Regions from separate parts of the Homo sapiens genome. Here region 2 is linked to region 1. A link is a contact called in ENCODE Hi-C or POLR2A ChIA-PET data. All regions are on one chromosome and are shown on one strand. The core of a region is the stretch at or near the end of the contact, and the rest is flanking DNA. Distances in the headings are between cores, read along the strand shown. Region 1 has its middle 29 kb from the start of NUB1. Region 2 overlaps PRKAG2 (protein kinase AMP-activated non-catalytic subunit gamma 2).

Region 1 (7,164 bases), core at 1,164-3,663:
GCCTCCGAGTAGCTGGGATTACAGGCGCCCGCCACCACACCCAGCTAATTTTTTGTATTTTTAGTAGAGACGGGGTTTCACCATGTTGGCCAGGCTGGTCTCAAACTCCTGACCTCAAGTGATCCGCCCACTTTGGTCTCCCAAAGTGCTGGAATTACAAGGCATGAGCCACTGTGTCCGGCCTTAAGCATCTTTTATGTTATTTCATACCTTCATTAATATAACTTCAGTAGCTACTTCATATCTCCCCACGTGGACATAACCATAGATTAGTCAATCGTACCCTATTACTGGTCATTTAAGTTTGTATTAGCTAGAAGACAGACTTACCTGTAATCCCAGCTACTTGGGAAGCCGAGGCACAGAATCACTTGAACCCAGGAGGAAGAGGCTGCAATGAGTTGAGATTGCACCACTGCACTCCAGCCTGGACGACAAACTGGAGTGAAATTAGCAAAAGTGCAGGAAGCATTGATTTTTTTTTCTTTGAGACTCTGTCTCAGAAAAAAAAAGTCTCACCATCAACATCTATAATAATAAAGAAAACGAAGAACTAGAATCGATGTTTATAATGCGTCTTACTCTAGCACAGAGATACGTAAGCTAGGAAATAAAAACAACTTCATTCACCTCATTGAGAGATGCATTTCCAATAAAAACGTACTTTTTATGTTTAACAATTGTTAATTAGTTTGTCACATATTTATTCTGTTTTAATCAAATATCCATAATGGTGATGATAACTGTAAGCAGAAGGTAACGTTTCCATAATTACAGACCTGATCACAAAGGTACCGCTTCCTTCAATTTCAATGTATAAACATATTTTCATTGCTGAGAAGTATGAGAGGTATAAGCCATATGACTTTCACACATAACATATATTAGGATAAAAGTTTATGAGGGAGGTGGATGGAAAGAATGGTTAAAGAACTCATTTACGTATGTTTAAATGGTGGGTGCCAGAGTGATACGATGCCTGCATATCACTGAACACACAGCCAAGAGTCACATGTTTTATTTTCAAAATATTAATATTTTTAATAAGCTGGAAGTTGCATGCTTTTCAGCCATTAAACCTGGAGGAAAATTTTTAGGTGCAAAATGGAAAACTCTGAGGACACAGCTGTTAAAAATTGAGCAGTACCCCACCCGCCTCGGGATCTTCCTGAGTCTAGGGCTCCCTCTGGTGGTGAGACTCAGAATTTGTGTTAGATCACAGCCCCGGAGACCTGCCTAGCAAGAATTAAAAGCACCACGTTCTGCAAGCCAACCCCTTCCTTCTTGGTGTGTTTCCTGGAATCGTCACTGTAATTTTTTTTTTTTTTTTGGTTTTTGAAACGGAGTTTCTCTCTGCCCCCAAGCTGGAGCGCAGTGGCGCGATCTCGGCTCATTGCAACCTCTGCCTCCAGGGTTCAAGCGATTCTCCTGCGTCAGCCTCCCAGGTAGCTGGGACTACATGCATGCGCCACTAATTCTTGTATTTTTAGTAGAGACGGGTTTTCACCATGTTGGCCAGGCTGGTCTCGAACTCCTGACCTCAAATGATCAGCCCGCCTCGGCCTCCCAAAGTTCTGGGATTACAGGCGTGGGCCACCATGCCCGGCCTGTCACTATAAAATTTGACCATATTGGCCCTCTAAGCCCAGAACCTTGAGAGAATAGTACACTGCACCCCTCATCAAGCCAGATCCTCCATGGTCATTCATTAACTTGACGGACGTCTACTGAGCACCCACTATGGGCCAGGCACCCATTTCTAAAAGCCCTCTGTATCTCTCTCTAAGAAGTGTGAAGAAGTTCCTAAACAAAAGAGGAACCCAACACGAATTAACGACCACAGAAATTCACCAAAAAATTAAAGTGACCCACAAACGTTTACAAAGAGGTTTATCCCCTCCAGTAATTAAAGAAACACAATGAACCACAAGAAATCATTTGCCTGCTCCTAAGCTGGGATAGGTTTAAATATCTGATAATATCCAAGGCTGCCATGGGTGGAGGAACCGGGAAATACATGTCTTCATACCTTGCTGGTGAGGATATAAACTGGTACAATTTAACGGACTACGAAGAATATTAACATTTTTTCAGTTCATGCTTTTGACCCATGAATTATTTTAAGGCTTTCGTCGGGACCCTGGCCCAGCCTGCTGCTGAGACCGTCAGGACCTTGGTAAGATGCGCTGGGGTTAGAGTATCTGAGAGCCCCTCTCCTAACTGCTGAAAAGGAGCGAGTTCTCCAGCCTTTGGTTACATGTCCCCAACCAATGCCATTTTCTAAGAACAGCCTCTGTGGCTCTGCTCCCAGCACAAGCTTTCCTGTGCCAAGAACTGGGAGGCGGCCGGGGCAGTGGGGACTGGCGCCTGACTCAGCCTCCTGGGTCAACGGGTGGGGAGCGTCCCGGGGCTCAGGCTGCCTCATCTCTCTCCACCCCTGCCCCCCTTTCCATCTCACACCCACACTCACACTTACAAACACACACACTCATACCCACAGTCACGCACACACCCACACTCACGCACATGAACTCATACACAACCAAACACACTCATACACATGCAGTCATACACTACTCCCCCTACACCACACACACACTCACAAATACACATTCACTCACACACACCAAACACCCATACACATACACATACACCACTCCCCCACACTCACACACACTCTCACACACACACCCCACACACACACGAACTCACACACACTCATACACAACCACACACCCATACACATGCACTCACACACCACTCCCCCACATCACACACATAAATACACTCACTCATACACACCCACCAAACACCCATACACATGCACACACACTACTCCCCCACACAACTCCCCCACACTCACACTCTCACACCCTCCCCACACATCCCAAACTCACTCCCACACACACGAACTCACACATGCTCATACACAACCACACACACCCATACACATGCACTCAAACACCACTCCTACACCACACACACTCACAAATACACATTCACTCATACACACCCACACATACCCATACACGTGCTCACACACCACTTCCCCTACATCACTCACACCCACCCTCACACACACGCATTCACTCATACACACCCACACACACCCATACACATTCACTCACACCTCTCCCACCCACTCACACACAAACTCAGTAACACATACCTTCACACACTCATATACACCCACATACATGCACTGACATACCACTCCACACTCCTCTACACTCACACACACACATCCCCACAACCCACACTCACACATATCCACACCCACACTCACAAATACGTTCATTTATACACACCCACACACCCATATACATGCAGTCACACTACTCCCCCACACTCACAGCCACACACACCTTCACACACTCATACATTCACACACCCACACACATGCACTGACACTCCACTCCCTCACACTCTCACACACACCCCCAGACATCCACACTCACACATTCACACACACGCACACACACCACTCCCTCACACTCACACCCCACACACATCCACACTCACACAAACACACACATTCACACATATATACACACGCACTCACATCACTCCTCACACTCGCACACACACACCACCCCCACACATTCATACACACAGAGACACACTCACCCACACACATTCACAAACTCTCACACACATTCACACACTCATATCCACACACACCCATACTCACACATGCACTCACACACCACTCCCCAACAGTCAGACACTCACAAACACACATAGCCCCCACACACTGACACACTCACTCACACTCTCACACTCACACACACCCTGTGGAAGACTAGAAAGAGCCCTGGACTCTAACGTGACACCAACATGGTCTTGCCTCTCAGGGTCTCAGGGGTCTGCCTCGCTATGGGCCTCAGTTTCCCCACCTACACAAGGGGATTGGACTAGATGATGCCTCTGAGCCCCCCCGCCCCAGCGTTAATTCTAGCTCTGCCCTTCAAGGAGGTTATCATCTAATAGAGGAAGCAGGAGATGCCCTCCAAGTCATGCCACAACGAACGTCTTGAACCCCCCTAAATGGAATGCTGGCATATTCCACTCCCAAATACACAGTCATGTGCTGCATAATGATACTGGCCAATGACAGACGGCATACATGACGGTGGTCCCATAAGATGATGGGACCCATACGATTATACCGTACATTTACTGTACCTTTTCCATGTTTCATTATGTTTAAATACACAATACTGGCCGGGTGCAGTGGCTCACACCTGTAATCCCAGCACTTTGGGAGGCCGAGGCAGGAGAATCACTTGAACCCAGGAAGCGGAGGTTGCAGTGAGCCAAGACTGGGCCACAAATACAATATTAGGAATGAAAATAAATATTACTAAGAATGAGAAAAAAGTTATAAATTTTAAAAAGTAAAAAATACCACAAACATTACAAAATCCAGAAAAATAAAATATTTTTATTAATTAACTGTCTGACACATATCTATAATTTTTTTTCATTTTTTGGCTATAGGCTCTTTAATTGACTCTTTAAATGACAACAATCTTATCAGAGAAATTAGAAAGACGATCTTTGCTCTAGCATGGTGGGTTAAAATTTAGCGATTTATTAATTTAGAAAAGTTTCTTTTAGCTTCTGTGCCAGTTGTCAACTTATTGTATCTCAGCTCCTAATACGTCCCTCATTGCCTGACCTCCTAGAATTGAGCTGAGCCTTGTAATTAGTTGCCCTTTGCCTGCAGCTGCATGTCAAGCTTTGTCAGTAGAGGGCGCTGAAGAGACACGGGAGGAGAAAGGGGTTTCTCTTCACTGTCTGGTGCACTCCTCTTGGGAGGCTCCTGCTGCCCATGAGGTTTCTCTACACCTGCTCCTGCAAGGCACCCGGCTTCTGCAGTGTCTGGCAGCTCCAGCAGCATGTGTGGCTTCTGCAGCACCAACTCCAATTCCCAGGCACCAGTAGCTTTCTCTGGAAGCCCCCTGGGCAGCTTTGCAGGAGTTTGTGGCCACTAGGGCACTGTCCTGGGAATTGCTTCCCCCTGCATTTTCTCCTGTGGCTTTGCAGACTGTTCTGAGACATGACGTGTCACTGTGGGTGATTCCTCTGATACCCCAGAGAGCAGATTTCCAGCTGCTTCTGCCAACCTGGCACCTCAGTGACTTCTCTGCCACGATCTCTCCCATCAGGTCTGGATCTCAGCCGTGGCAGGGACCTTCTTCTGGGGTGCTTTATCTCAGCCCTAAGAGTGATGGTTGTGCCTCTATCTGCCATTCCTGCATTTTTCAAGAGTTCTCTTAACTTCTTTCTAGCCAGGCCTTATTACTCCAATCCCCTGTTAAAGTCAATTCTTTTTTCTTTTTTCTTTTTTTTTTTTTTTGACTGAATTTCATTCTGTTGCCCAGGCTGAAATGCAGTGGCACGATCTCGGCTCACTGCAACCTCCGCCTCCCGGGTTCAAGCGATTACCATGTCCCAGCCTCCCAGGTAGCTGGGACTACAGGCATGCACCACCATGCCTGGCTACTTTTTGTATTTTTAGTAGAGATGGGTTAGCCAGGCTGGTCTCGAACTCCTGACCTCAAGTGATCCACCAGGCTCGGCTGGGTGGAGTGCTGGGATTACAAGCGTGAGCCACTGTGCCTGGCCTAAAGTTAATTATCTATGGGAAACATTCCTTGTACAAATTATCGTGTGGTTTCTGTCTCCTGATTGGAACCTGGCTAGTACAGCTTTACTGCCCTCTGTTGGTCATAATGATTGTATATCTGAAATATTATTTTCAAATCTGGGAAAATACCTGTCAAGTTTCATATATGAGTTTTAAGATTCCAGGGCATTTCATGGGTTTTGTGCTTAGTGGCTACTCTTAAAAACCCTTTGAATGCATGGCAGGGTGTCCTCTGTGACATGGTGCTCTACAAACACTGTTGCCTCAATGTCAGCATTTCATGTCAAATTGTAAAGAAGTTCCATCCTTTTCCTGTATGTTCTTAGGATTCACTCATTGGTTTATCAAAGAACCCAAAAGCTTATTCATTGTTTCTATTCAAAATGTATCATTTCTCCTGAATCAATTGCTGCTTTTTATGTGATTGGAAAGGGTTTTGTTACAATTTGCTTCTCAATGTCCAAATAACCTCTATCAATTTTATCTGTCATCTTTATTACTTTTGTTCCAGATTTCATTAATTTCAAATTGATGACAAAAGAAGGTATCTTGTACAACCAAATCTAGAGTCTACAGTTTCTCACTGGTTTTATTACAATGTTGCAAAACAATTTTTTAACATTGTAGCTAAAAGGTGGTATTCAAGTTTTATCAAATATACCATTCCCATCAAAAAAGAAGCCTGGGCAATATAGTGAGACTCTGTCTCTACAAAATAAATAAATAAATAAATAAATAAATAAATAAATAAATAAATAAATTAAATTAGCCAGACATGGTGGTGCATGCCTGTAGTCCCAGCTACTAGGGAGGCTGAGGTGGGAGGATCACTTGAGTCCGGGAAGTCGAGGTTGCAGTGAGATATGATCATGCCACTGCACTCCAGCCTGGGTGACAGAGTGAGACCCTGCCTCAAAATAATAAAAAAAGAAAAGATGTGCCCTGTCTACTCTGCTGAAGGGATATGCAGTTGGCACTTCCAACACGGTCTGCTACAGACAAGTCAGAACTTATGATGGTTTTTCAGTTTTTCTGGGCTACACGGAACTTCCTTGGCACTCACTAAGGCTTCCAACACCGGAAGTTCTTCATCTATCATCACATATCTTCAGTCTTCATGGATCTAGGGAAACCCTCTTACCAGGCATAAATCACCTCCCACTGTACAAGCAGGAAATGCCAGACACTCACTCTTTTAGCCTCCCTGGCTGTGGCAGGACCCACACATGTCAAAGCTCCATCTGTGAGTTGCACCCTCCCAGACCACAGGCCAGATGCTAGTGGCCAAAGGAGGTGGGGACTCCACAGACTTGCTTGGTTATGATGTAGCTTTGAGGTTTCCAGAGGCTGCTGCAGGGCCAGTTCCAGCCCCCTCGAACAATAAAGGAGGTGGCTGCTGAGGCTAGATCACAAAACAGGGACAGTGGCCTGAGGAACGTGGCTGCTGCCCACGATTGGCAAGGAGGTGGGAGGGAGCTTCGGAGACACGGCCCCTCTCCTTTCACCCTGAG
Region 2 (7,249 bases), core at 1,050-3,549, 470 kb before region 1:
GGCCCTGTCCCTGGTGGCTTCAGCTGGCGCCTGTTATCTGCACCGCCACGCAGCCCACCCCAGCAGGCCTGTCCCTCCGCCTGGCTTTCCCACCGTCTGGGAGTGTGATCTGGCCCCCAAGGTTCCCGGTGAGAGGGGTCAGACAGGGCCCAGCATCCAGCATGCTTCGGCCATTTTCCAGAGACAGGACTGGCAGGGCTGCTTCCTAGGGCTCCCTCCTCAGGCCTGATCCCTGGATGCCCGACTCCACTGGCCTGGATTCAGAATACAGAATGGAACCCCATTCAGGATAATCCTGGGGTCCCCCTTGCTCATCAAATATGGTTAAACTGGCCTTTCATGACTGGTTCTCCAGGGGCTCATGGCTCAACTTCCCCCGTGACCCCCACCCTCATGGTGGCCCAAGTGAATGGCCGGCCCTCTGTCTCTGTGCTTCAAACCCCTTCTCCTCTGTCTCTGGGCACTGGACACCTCCCCGGCCCTGTCACTGCGTCTCTGAAGCCTAGCCAGCTGTCAGGGCCTCCTCTGGGTCAGGGCCTCTGTTAAGGGGCAGGTTTCAGCTCCGGGCCATTTATCCATCTGCATGGTGCTTATGGTGCTTCGGCCTTGTGGGCACTCTGCAAGCTCTCCTGGGGCCCCGCTCCCCTATGTGTCTCTGTTTCCCTGTAGGACTGGACATTTGCATTGGCTCGGCCCTCTCCCCCGGCTCCCCAGCAAGCTCCCTATGCTGTAAACAGAGCACGTCCATGCACCAGGTCCGGGCTCACCTTTCCAGCAGCTCCAAAATCCCACCCCTCCCTCCGGTCCTCCCATGTGGCCTCGGCTCCTCTTCCGGTTCACACCCTCGAGGCTGCTGTCGTGATTGTCTCAGCCCTGGGAACGAGGCTTGGACAACCAAGTCGTTGTCCACATTGCGGGAAACTGAGCTGTGACCAAACCCGGGCCTCCACCCAGGACCAGCTTATGTCACCTTGTGATAGGACCACCCTGGTGCCTGTGTGTGTTGTTCCTACTGGCTTCTCTCAGCCCCCATCCCACCCTAGACCTGCACACACAGCACCCACCACTTGAAGAAGAACCTCTTTTTTTTTTTTTTTTTTTTTTTTTTTGAGACAGGGTCTTGCTCTGTACCCAAGCTGGCTGGAGTACAGTAGTGTCACCTTGCTCACTGCAACCTCCACCTCCATCTCTGGGGCTCAAGTGATCCTCCCACCTCAGCTGCTTGAGTAGCTGGGACTACAGGCCACCACACCTGGCTAATTTCTGTATTTTTTGTAGAGACAGGGTTTTGCCATGTTGCCCAGGCTGGTCGAGCTCAGGTGATCCACCCACCTCGGCCTCCCAAAGTGCTGGGATTACAGGTGTGAGACACCACCCCCTGCCTGAAGACTCTCTTGTTTGTAAATTTATTCTCAGGATTTGTCCTGATTCCCATAGTTAGGTGGAATAGTGGCTAACTGGGATATTCTATAAACAGAGAATCTAAATGCTTTTCATATTAAATGGTCAAAAAAAAAAAATCAGCTGGGCATGGACAACTGTAATCCCAGCTACTCAGGAGGCTGAGGTAGGAGGATTGCTTGAGCCCGGGAGGTGGAGGTTGCAATGAGCTGAGATTGCGCCAGTGCACTGCAGCCTTGAGCGACAGAGGGAGACCCTGTCTCAAAAACAAAAAACAGAACTACACAAAAAAAGAAAAACTCAAAACTTAGCTTGAGTTACAAGGTCCTATAGCACCACACTCTTCTTCCTGCCGGGCCCACTCACGAAGGTGTCCGCGCCAGGCCGGACCTACACCTCCACGTGGCGGCGCCGGCTCTTTCGGCTGGAGAGGCCGCGCGGGGAGGCTGTGCTGCGCGGGTCCACGCCACGGGCATCCTATCCTCCCGGGGCCGCGGGCTCGGGGCTTGGGCCGCCCTCTAGTGGCGGAAGAACGTCCCCAGGCCGCGGTCCGGACAGCGCACCCCGTGGTGGGACAGAGAGACCCCGAAGTGGCACCGAGGCTGCCTGTGGGGTGTCCTGTGTTCCCTTTTCAGCACAGCGCGGCCGCCCGAGGGCAGTATTTCCCGCGTCTGCCCTGGTCCTGGCTCCCCGCGAGCGCTGCGGACGAGTTACTCGCCCTTCTTGCTTCTGAACTGGGTCATCTCTGAGGTCCTTTCCACTCAGTGTTGCTTGCAAGTTTCCCAAGTGGTAGGACAAGAGCTGTTTACCACGCACCGTGTGCTTCCTGGCCTCACGCGGCTTCATCTGACGTTCAAGCAGCCCTTGAGGTGAGGGCACGGCCATCCTCATTTTACAGATGAGGGAGCTGAGGCTCGGTGAGACCAAGTAACATGCCCAGGTTGGCTCAGCAGGTGGCAGAGCAGGGGCCAAATACCGGCACCCAGAGGCAGGGCAGGAGCTCCTCCACGCATCCAGCAGGAACACGGCTGCGGGCACGTGAGATATTTCTCAAAGTCTGCTATGAGCTCTGTGCCTTGGCTTAAAGTTATGGGGTCTGATAATTTTTTAAGCCATGACTAGAATTTTAAATCATTGGTGAAGTGAGTCTCAGAGGTTTGGGGCTTTGTTAACTTCCTTCTTTCCTTCTTTCTTTCCTTCCTTCCTTCCTTCCTTCCTTCCTTCCTTCCTTCCTTCCTTCTTTCCTTCCCTCCCTCCCTCCCTCCCTCCCTCCCTCCCTCCTTCCTTCCTTCCTTCCTTCCTTCCTTCCTTCCTTCCTTCCTTTCTTTCCTTTCTCTTGAAATGGAGTCTCGTTTTGTTGCCCAGGCTGGAGTGCAATGGCGCCATCTCGGCTCACTGCAACCTCCGCCTTCGGGGTTCAAGAGATTCTCCTGCCTCAGCCTCCTGAGTAGCTGGGATTACAGGCGCCCGCCACCATGCCCAGCTAATTTTTTTTTTATTTTTTTATTTTTAGTAGAGATGGGGTTTCACCATGTTGGCCAGGCTGGTTTCAAACTCCTGACCTCAGTTGATCCACCCGCCTCGGCCTTCCAAAATGCTGGGATTACAGGCGTGAGTCACCGTACCCGGCTGGCTTTGTGAACTTTTCTCCTGACTTCTGTTGGCAACCTCAGTCTTTCAAATGCTGAAGCAGCTTGGAGGTGAAAAATTCATCATCACCTAGGACTGAGGTCTCAGGATGGAGCTCCAGGCCCGCTCTGTTCTGGAACATAGGGATCTTATAGGCAGGCAAGAGGACTGCAGTCCTGTGTGGTCAGAACTTGGATGGACGTGAGGTCTTGAGAGGTGAAGGCAGGCAGGCCCATAATAAAGGAGGGAGACGCTCATTTTGAGCTCCGCTTCCCTTCCTCCCCTCTACCTCCTGGAAGCCCCTTCTAAGGAGTGGGACAGGATGGTCAGTGGACCTCCAGGACGTGGTGCTGCCAGCCTGTGAGGGGCCATCCTTGGGGCAGGTGCTACCTGCAGACCATTCAGTGGCTACCTCTGTGGAAGAGCTTAGGGCTGTTTCTCTGGGAGGGTACTATGGGGGGCCCGCATGTGAGAGAGGACAATGATAAGTTTCATACAGGGCAGGAGGCAGCGTGTCCAGAGCGTGGAGTGACTGCATCCATTCGTCTGTTTTTCTGCAGGTGGACAGCCCCTTCGGCCCGGGCAGCCCCTCCAAAGGGTTCTTCTCCAGAGGCCCCCAGCCCCGGCCCTCCAGCCCCATGTCTGCACCTGTGAGGCCCAAGACCAGCCCCGGCTCTCCCAAAACCGTGTTCCCGTTCTCCTACCAGGAGTCCCCGCCACGCTCCCCTCGACGCATGAGCTTCAGTGGGATCTTCCGCTCCTCCTCCAAAGAGTCTTCCCCCAACTCCAACCCTGCTACCTCGCCCGGGGGCATCAGGTTTTTCTCCCGCTCCAGAAAAAGTAAGACCTTGATGCTATTGTTTCAGGTGGGTGCTGGGGTGCTGGGGGTCTCTTCTGCAGCCACACATCCACGGTGGCACCGAAGCTGCCAGGTGGCTGTGAGCAGCTTGGTGCTGAGTGCCTGTATCTGTTTCTCCCCACCCCCACTTCCCCCTAAACAAATCTCTCTCCAGAACATCAGTTTCCACCTGTCACTTTCTTCCCATGCTAATCTATCAAAGCGTAATCCTTCTGGTCCAGCAAGGTCCTTGGGTTAACTGTAAACATCCTGATACTCACAGTACAGCTTGTATGGACAATCAGATGACACACTTGCCTCCAGCCTTCTCTGGAAACTGCAGGCATGGAGCCAAGCTTAGGCCCTCACCCGGGGCCACGGGACCATACTGCTTTGGTCAGCCTGATATGGCTTCCACTCTCTGTGGTTTGGTATTTGAGGGTTTGACTACACCTGTTTCTGGCAAATCCTAACTTTTTCTGTTTGGGGCTCTGGGCAGCAGGGAATGGAAGCTAGGAGGGATTTGCTGGGGAAATGGAAGGAGGAAATGTGAGTGTTTAAGAAAGAGTTCCGTAGGTTCATTAGTGTTTGTGATCTGAGGATAAGGTATTTTCATTTGAGCGCCGTCGATGATAATATGAAATATACCACGAACTAGAAAGTTTATGGCGTTTACTTTCTCCTTTCCTTTGTCTATTCTTTCCAGTTCTTTCTACTGACTTAGAACATTTGTATTGGGGAAGATAGTGATGTGGAAAACAAATTTGTCCTTGACCATCAGAGGCCTGGGATAGTTCACCTTTCTCTCCAGGCTGACTTTTACTCAGAAAGACTGGCAATACTGTGTGTTAGAGCAACGCTTTATATCTGCAAGGCCAGGCGGCAGCAAGAGGGGAATTTCGGTGTTTCTGACTTCGAACTCTTCCATCAGGCAGCAGTGGCTGTAGGACGAGAAGCCAGGTCTCTGTCAGCCTCACTACTTCATCCACCACCTTGGAGGTGGAGGGGATGGTGGCCGTATTCTGTGTGAGTGGAGCAGATCTATCTCTTGGACAGATTTTGCACTTCGTCTTTCTACATAAAACAAATGAAGGTGCTCCCGCCTGTGGGTTGTGTGTGTGTTGTGGGGGGCAGGTCCTGACCATGCTCTACACACACCCCTCACTCAAGGCTGTGGGGTTGTCACAATTTCCTTTAAGTTTGTGCACTTTAGCCTTAAGGTGCCCCTTTCTTTCCCCATCTCCTTGTATAAACATCGTCTAGAGATGAGGGATCAAAGTGCTGTACAGAGGAAGGAAATCAGGCCCGTCCTGATGGGAAAGCTGCGTGAGGGCTCCACGTCACACAGGTGGGATTTGTCAAAGAGAAGGAGGATGTGTGCGCAGTTTGCCTTGTTGGGGAACTTGCGATGTTGTGTAGATTGAATGTGCTGGAATTGGTGGATGAAAAGACAGGATTCCTGCCTTCAAGGGCTCCTAGTCAGAGGCAAGCAGGCTTCAGAAGAAAGGACGAGATTGTCTCCATGGTACTGCCTGTGCTCAGTTAGGACAGGGCAGGCTTTCTGAGCGGGGCGGAGAGCAGCACAGGGAACCTGATGATCGGAAGGGTGCCCAAAGGAGTGTAGGAGCTGTGAGCTGGCTCCCATGGGAAGGTCTTGAAGCTCTGGCAGGAACCATCACCCTCCGCCTCCCTCTACATCATTCTCCTGCACAGAGCCCTCCATGGGGGTGGGAGGAGAGGGTGAGAGGGAGGAGCGGGGAGAGGAGGAGGAGGGTCCCTGCAGGCAGAGGGTCCCTTTGGGAGCCCAGCAGTGGCACCAGGAGGTGCAGGAGAAGTTGTTCAGTCCTCAGGGCCTAGGCTGCAGCTCAGTACAGCATTTGGTGGGAGGTTTGGTGCTGTCCACTGTTCAGCCTGGGAAATGAGCTGTTCTTTTAGAAACTGGGTCTGGAAAAATCTCTTTTTGAAACCATATCAATTTCTTAAAGTATTCCTCCTTTTCACTATCTTTCATTGTTATTTATGTTTAGATTTTCAATCTCTTTCAACTGTTTTCTTTCAGTAACTGACAGAATTGCAGACAGACAGATAATCAAAGCTAGAAGGGACTGTAAGGAAAGCATTTATGGGGGAAGAAAGCATATGCATATAATAATTTGAACACAGCATATATGGGTGTGTGTGTGTGTGTTTTGGATTTGTATAGATGTATGTGTGTATGTATGTGCATATATGTATGTGTGTACACACATATATACCTTTTTTATTTTTTAAAAGGACATGCATTGGACTGCTAGTGGTAGCTTCTAAGTGAAGAATTAGGAGTGGATGGGTGGAAGGAAAATGTTGCTTTATCTGATATTCCAATTTTTTGAGACTAGCTTCACTTATTGGTAATTAAAAATGAATACATCTTGAAAAAAATGTCAAGCTCCCAGACCTGAGCTTTGGGGCGGTGGCGAGATGTGGAACAGAAGTTGCGGGTGTTGGTAACAGCAGAAGAAAGAGTTGAGCCACCAGGAATGCCTGGGGACAGCCAAGGCCCCGTGCTCAGCCTTAAGGGCTAGCTGGGGAATGCTGGGATGTAGCAGGGCTTGGAGAAGGCATGGGGAGAACCTACAGATGGCTGAGTGTGGAGGTCCAGGATGGGAGGCGGTGTTGCTCCATTTTGCATTGCTATAAAGGAGTACCTGAGGCTGGGTCATTTATAAAGGGAAGAGGTTTATTTGGCTCATGGTTCTGCAGGCTGCACAGAGGCATGGTGCCAGCATCTGCTTCTGGGGAGGGCACAGCCATCCAGTGGGAGCCTCATGCCCACTGCACAGATAAAACCAATTCACCGAGATCTTGGTATTGTAGTAAAATGTTTAATGTGAGGCCAGCCACATGGGAGATGGAGCTATCACTCAAATCAGTCTCCCCAAAGGCTCAGAGCTTAGGGTTTTTATGGACAATTTGATGGGCAGGGGGCTAGGGAACGGGCACTGCTGATTGGTTGGGGATGAGATCACAGTGGTGTGGAAACGGGCCTCCAGCACTGAGTCGGCCTCTAGGTGAGGGCCACAGGGTCAGCTGAGTCATGAGTCATGGGTCTGGGTGGGGTCCATTGGTTGCCAGAATTCAAGTCTAAAAAATTATCTCAAAAGACCAATCTTAGGTGTTAAATAGTGATACTATCTACAGGAGCAACTGGGGAAGTTGCAAGTCTTGTGACCTCTGGCTCCATGACCCCAGAGCAGTACGAGATCATAGAAACTACACCTGCATGTTAGCCCGGTTCAGGCCCCTCCCATAATCCTAATCTGTGGTCTTTCATTCATCTCACAAAGCTGGTTTTCAGTCCCTGAGCAAGGAACAGTTGGTTTCAGGGAGGTACTATTATCA

The links. Hi-C counts contacts between places; a loop is a spot of excess contacts on that map. ChIA-PET counts read pairs that join two places held with the same protein, here RNA polymerase II (POLR2A). Pooled maps may share reads with other maps.
Region 2: a map of PC-9 shows a loop between it and region 1 (12-fold over the local background). The contact joins two enhancer-like sites. A Hi-C loop is called at or near these places in 1 of 168 maps with a recorded cell type or tissue (PC-9) and 6 of 50 pooled maps. POLR2A ChIA-PET finds 5 or more read pairs at or near these places in 4 of 52 experiments (BJ, HCT116, activated naive CD8-positive, alpha-beta T cell and 1 more).

The regions. Positions count from the first base shown.
Region 1 is chr7:151,309,265-151,316,428 of GRCh38, reverse strand. No RefSeq gene overlaps it. Among named protein-coding and RNA genes, the nearest start is that of NUB1, 29 kb to the left of the region's middle. Within about 2 kb of position 2,413, at least 4 of the 41 ENCODE cell types and tissues checked have a DNase peak (open chromatin) inside an H3K27ac peak, as active enhancers do.
Region 2 is chr7:151,777,773-151,785,021 of GRCh38, reverse strand. PRKAG2 (protein kinase AMP-activated non-catalytic subunit gamma 2) reads left to right here. Exons shown (of 16, transcript NM_016203.4): 3 at 3,591-3,870. Among named protein-coding and RNA genes, the nearest start is that of PRKAG2-AS2, 25 kb to the left of the region's middle. RefSeq lists enhancers at 1-215, 216-1,105 and silencers at 1,837-1,936, 2,047-2,136. Within about 2 kb of position 2,299, at least 13 of the 41 ENCODE cell types and tissues checked have a DNase peak (open chromatin) inside an H3K27ac peak, as active enhancers do.